Linked DNA regions of Homo sapiens: region 2 is linked to region 1. Evidence: read pairs that join two places in POLR2A ChIA-PET (ENCODE). Cell type or tissue: K562. All regions are shown on one strand. Each heading gives the region's core, and the rest is flanking DNA. Links, peaks and the distances in the headings are about the cores only. Region 1 has its middle 42 kb from the start of DLG5-AS1. Region 2 has its middle 130 kb from the start of KCNMA1.

Region 1 (2,918 bases), core at 105-2,604:
AAGCCCCCTCCACCTGGTAATGATTTCCTAGAGCGTCTCCCAGGGGTCTCCATGGGGACGTTTCCTGCTCCAATCTCCATGGCAACTCTTCAGGTTGCCATGGTGACACTTAAGCGATTATTTGGAGACCCTTAAATAAATCACCCGTGGTGGTATATGCTAGACGTGTTTGGCTCTGGCTCTTGTGTTTGGGGCCAGGGTTGGGGCCCAGGCCCGAAGGCAGAAAATGTGGGGAGGTGGGAGATGGTGGTCAGAGCCCGATGCCCTTGGTCTGGCCCTGTGAGGGGCCCTCTTTGGGCAAAATTGGAATTGAGCCTTTTGTGAAGTGGTGGGAGGACAACAGGCAGTTATGCTTGTGCAGTCCTTAAATAGGGAGACCCTGCAGCCAGCAGGACATCTTAACTCTGATCAGGATGGGGGCAACTTGGAGCTATGCAGTAACCAAGCAGGGATTCCACTCCAGGCCTGCTGGGCTCCAAGGCCCTCACTCCTCCTTGACGTCAAATTCTAAAAGGGAATTTAAGATGGAATCCACTCCTTCATATATTCATTTATTTGACCGATGTGTTTAAAGTGGCTACTATGTGCCAGGCACTGTGTGCTAAGCATTGGGAATACAGCAGTGAATTAAAAAACAAAACCCCTGTCCTCATGGAGCTTATATTCGACCAGCGAGAGGCAGACAATTAGCAAAACAAAACATCCATGGCCGGGCGCAGTGCTTCATGCCTGTAATTCCAGCATTTTGGGATGCCAAGGTGGGTGGATCACCTGAGGTCAGGAGTTCGAGACCAGCCTGGCCAACATGGTGAAACCCCATTTCTACTAAAAATACCAAAATTAGCCGGGCATGGTGGTGTGTGCCTGTAATCTCAGCTACTTAGGAGGCTGAGGCAGGAGAATCATTTGAACCCAGGAGGCAGAGGTTGCAGTGAGCTGAGATCATGCCATTGCACTCCAGCCTGGGCAAAAAGAACAAAACTGTCCCCCCTCTCCCCATCCCCCCTCCAAAATGCAAAAAAAAAAAAACCACCCAGGTTAGACAGTAGTTTCAGTATTAGGGAAGGGGCCTAGAGAACAGCAGGGTAAGCTGTGGCACACACTGACACCAGGGCCGGGTTGGGGGGGGGTCCCAGGCACCGTCTTGGGGCTCAGCTTCAGGTCCCAGGACAATTCCTGAAAGGTAAGAGGGTGAGGTATGGAAGGAGCTAGCCAATACTTGAGACTCCATCAGCAGTGACCAGCTCCCTCCGCGTGTTCTGCCTAAGCGATGTACAAAGCTTTCCAGCTTCTAGATGCCTCACGGATGCTTGGAAGCAGAAATGCATGGCTGAGACTTTAATCTCCACTATATAGACTGGGAAACAGATGCAGAAGGGAGGCAGCCTGCCGAAGGCAATGCCGCTAATGGCAGGCAGAAAGGTGGCTAGAACTGGAGTCATGGCTATCCCAGTCCAGGTCCATTTCTGCCAGACCAGTGGATTTATCACCAGATCTGCAAATTCATACTTCCCTGAGTGCTGTCTTACTGAATAAGTAGCTTATCTTGTACATGAGGAAGATCATGTTGTCTATGGGGAGAGATTGTGATTTACCTGTAACACCAGTGTCAGGTGATTATACCATGCTCCCTGACTCGGAGCTTTACTGCAGGCCACTCGGGTCAGGCCTGTTCCTCGGTGGTGGAACAGACTGCAAGGTACAAGAACAGGCTTCTTCTAGCCTCCGACTTCCCCAGCCCACTGGCACTCCTCCCAGAAATGAAGTTTGGAAGCACAGGCCTACTTAAGGCCTGGACAACCCAAAAAGCTTCCTGAGAAGGTGATGAGACTCGGGTCTGGATACACTGGGCTCTCTTCATGTTTTTTCCCTTTCCTTTCTTTTTCTTTTTTTTCCCCCTGAAACAGGGTCTTCTTCTGTCACCCAGGCTGGAGTGCATTGGCGCAATTTTGGCTCACCGCAGCCTCTGCCTCCCAGGTCCAAGCGATTCTCATGCTTCAGCCTCCCGAGTAGCTGGGACTACAGGCACATGCCACCATGCCTGGCTAATTTTTGTATCTTTAGTAGAGATGGGGTGTCACCATGTTGGCCAGGCTGATCTCGAACTCCTGACCTCAAGTGATCCATCTACCTCGGCCTCCCAAGTGCTGGGATGCTGGGATTATGGGTGTGAGCCACTGCACTTGGCCTTTTCTTTTTTAAAAAAATTAGATCCATATTTTTAGGACGAGTTCATTTGGCTGGTGAGTTGTTCCATACTCCTTGGCAGATTCCAGCTTCCATGACTACCATCCTGCTTCTCTTTTCTGAGTGTGGACTATCCACCTTCATACAGGTCTCAGGGTTGGGGCCAGGCTAGCAGGAAATAGAAAATCATTTCTGGTTAGCCTAAGCCCCAGGAAGCATTTACTGGAAAGTTCTTGGAGAGTAAATGGAGGAGCTGAATGGCCAACCCCTAGGCTATGTGGCTACTGAGCATGTGAAACTCGCTATGTGCTAAGTGTAAAATAGACACTGGAATTGGAAAACTTAGTATGAAAATAAGAGTGTAAAATATCTCAGTCATTTTTATATTGATTACATGTTGAAATGACATTTTGGGTACGTTGGGTTAAATAAAATGCATTGTTAAAATTAATTTCTCATTTTTTCTCCCTAGGCTCAGGTGATCCTCCCACCTCAGCCTCCCAAGTAGCTGGGATTACAAGTGCGTGCCACCATGCCTGGATAATGTTTTGTATTCTTTGTAAAGACAGGGTTTTGACATGTTGCTCAGGATGGTCTCAAACTCCTGGATTCAAGCAGTACTCCTGCCTCAGCCTCCCAAAGTGCTGGGATTACAGACGTGAGCTACCATACCTGGCCAATACTAGATTTAAAATTACATATGGGCCAGGAGTGGTGGCTCACACCTGTAA
Region 2 (2,918 bases), core at 133-2,632, 200 kb before region 1:
AGCTGCCATTCTCTCGCATACCCGGCACACCTTGCTGGGATGTTGGTATACCATGGGTAAAATGCCAAACCTAGCGCCATCTCTTCTTTAACCCCCTACAGTACTTTGTTTGTACTTTTCTTAGGGTACTCATGTTGCCCGCCTCCCTTTATAGATGCTCATATTTAATCCTTCCAAAAACATGTGCCCTGATGCCAAGGGCAAGATCTTCCCCGCCTCTGCATCCAGGAGCTCTGAAGTCTACACGAATGGAAATATATATTCAAAATACGTATTCAACATACCATTGGGGATTTGATCCAAATGGAAATCAAAGAAATAGGAGACTCAGTGTGAGCTCTGAGTATGTTTCCAGGCTTACTGAATAAGACACTATAAGTAGCTCTAACCCTGCAGATCAGTTAAACTGCAGCTGAGAGCTGCAGATGATCAGAATGGTGGGTGCAAGTTTATGTGGGGTCGAAGTTCATAATATTGAAAGAACTTCTTTAGAAAAAAAAAATATATATATATAGTTACAAATATATAATAAGGTCCAAGCCTTGGGGGTGTGAGGCCCTGAAGTTGAAACTTCAAGAACTTCAAGGGTAAATAGCCTGTGGTCTTTGCAAGTGGCTGGCGAAGGTGTCAAAGAGATGGGACTCACCCTTGACTGAGCCTGGAAGACTGGGCAGAATTTGGAAAGACAAAATAAAAAGGGCCGTGTGGCAGGATGAACAAAGACATTTAATATTGCCAGAGGCCTGCTTGGGGAGCCCGTGAGCAAACCAGTCCAATTGGACAGAAACGTTGCAAAGTCCAGGTGGAAAGAGGAAGGCTGGAAAGTCAGCTGAAGTCAGTTGGGGGTGGTGGGGGTGGGCCTTGAGTGTAGGCTGACATCTGAATTCTATTTCACTAGTTATAGGAGCCATGGATGTTTATTTTTTAAATGCAGTTCATTGACTTGAAGAAAACAATGTCTTAGGAAGATTAGCCTGGTTTTATTGTTCAAGGCAATGAAGCAGGAGGCACTTACAAAAGTCCAGGCTTGGGTGATAAGGGCCTAAACTTAGGCTGTTGATGAAACCCAGGTTGTAGCCGTGCGAATGAAAAGGAAATACCTAACTCAGTGGATTTTGGTGATTTTTAGAGACCAAGAAGAGAAGGATTCCAAGATGATTGAGGTTTCTGCTGAGTATTAGAGAATAACTGTATCATTAAGAGATATGAGAAGGTTAAGAGGGCCAGATTTGAAGGAGAAAATAGAAGTGGAGGATTTTAGATATTTCAGACTAGAGATGATGGGAGAACTATGAATTTTGAGATGGTCTTAGGGAACTGAGGGCTGGAGACTGATTTGGTAATCAGAAGCACCCATTTATTCATTCATGCCATAGGAATTTGGCTGGTAACCTCTGGAAAAATCAGCCCTGTGTTGCATGTCAAAAGGGATGTAACAGATGAAGTGGTCCCTCCCTTCAGTGAGTTAAATTTAGGATCTCAAGAGAGAAGAGATGGAGGTGAAATGAGTGAAGTAAGGCAGGGTCTATTGTGTACAAGAATGAGCGACCTAAATGTGGGGGAAGAGTTGGCTGTGGCGTCTGTCACCTACTGGTTTCCAAAGAGTATTAGACTCAGCTGACTCACCATGTGTATCCCCCATCCACTGTATCCCTCTCCAAATGGCAGGCTTGTCTGAAGAGAACAATGTCCATAGAGGTTACAACTGCCCTCTGCCCCCTGAGTAAAATGAGTTGTACAGACAATAAATATGATGCCGTTCATGAAATTGGAGGGAAACTCCCGGATCCTGGAGAAGGGAGAACTAGATCTGAACCTGTGAAGACGAGCAGTTTGCATAAGTGGAGGGGTGTAGAGGAAGCTGCCTTCCAAAAATGGCAGCTACAAAAAAATAGGGAGGATGTTTCCTAGGAGGTGGAGGAGATGTAACCCCATGGGGAAGCTCAACTGACTTTTCTCATGCTGTTCCCTCTGTTGAGAATGGCTGAAGCCAAGAAGCCAGTGTCAGAAACTAAAGAAAGGGAAACAAGAGTCGAGGTGGAAGATAAGGGTACAGGGTTGAGAGAGGAATGGGTGACAACTCCACGATTTTCAAGTGAAGCTGAACCCCCAACTTCCAACTTCTTGTTTACGTAGCAGTGAACTGCCTAGAGCTGTTTTTTGCAGAATCGTATAGAGTTGACCTCATGCATGTTTCTTTAACTTCTATCACTGACGTGTGTTTCAATTTCCTTGTTTCATGATACCCTTTCTTAAGCTTACGTGAATATGTGTAATACATTTTTAAATGTGACATATGTTAATTTTAGGCATGTCAGAGTAAAACAGCCACTATCAAGGGAAATCTGAAATCTGAAATCTGCAGGGTTTGATCTTCCTCTCAGTAATTTGACATCAAACTGTGTGTCCCATACTTTTAAGAAAAAACTGTTTGTGGTATACCCGCAAATCACGGGAGATCATACATATCTGAAGGTGCTGTTTATGAAACTACATTACTCTCAAACTCCTTGGCTGCCTGTTTTTTGTTTGTTTTGCCTTTAATAGGAGTTTTCTTTACTTATATGAATAAAGTGAAGACAGGGAGGACCAAAAAAAAGAATACAGTCACAATGAAATTAACTTTGCTACTTATTCCTACTTGGCCACCAAGATACAATAGATGTTGAGGCTGTGAGTAGGATGAGGGTTTGTAGTCATTTCCATAAATGGTCACACCCCATATTAATGGACAGATGGCCCATGTGGCAAGAGAGCTGGTTGGTCAATGGAACAGGACTTGCTGTAACCAGTGCTGAATAAGCTCACCAGCATCCAGCCTGAGATGAGGGGGGGAAGTCTGAGAGGCTTTGTCTGTCACTTTCAATTAACCAGGATCAACCAAGGTAAGCTTCTTGTCCTGACTGCTGAAAAGTTCT

The links. Peaks named below come from ENCODE experiments on the same cell type or tissue, not always from the same donor. Only the 100,000 strongest peaks of a DNase experiment are listed, where the experiment ranks them.
Region 2: POLR2A ChIA-PET joins it to region 1 with 5 read pairs; 3 of 35 experiments call an interaction of 5 or more read pairs at or near these places.

What each region holds. Positions count from the first base shown.
Region 1 is chr10:77,967,701-77,970,618 of GRCh38, forward strand. No RefSeq gene overlaps it. Among named protein-coding and RNA genes, the nearest start is that of DLG5-AS1, 42 kb to the left of the region's middle. In K562, for the core only: no CTCF peak of the experiment used is centred there; a DNase peak (open chromatin) is centred at 1,464.
Region 2 is chr10:77,765,477-77,768,394 of GRCh38, forward strand. No RefSeq gene overlaps it. Among named protein-coding and RNA genes, the nearest start is that of KCNMA1, 130 kb to the left of the region's middle. In K562, for the core only: no CTCF peak of the experiment used is centred there; no DNase peak of the experiment used is centred there; H3K27me3 peaks cover 124 bases.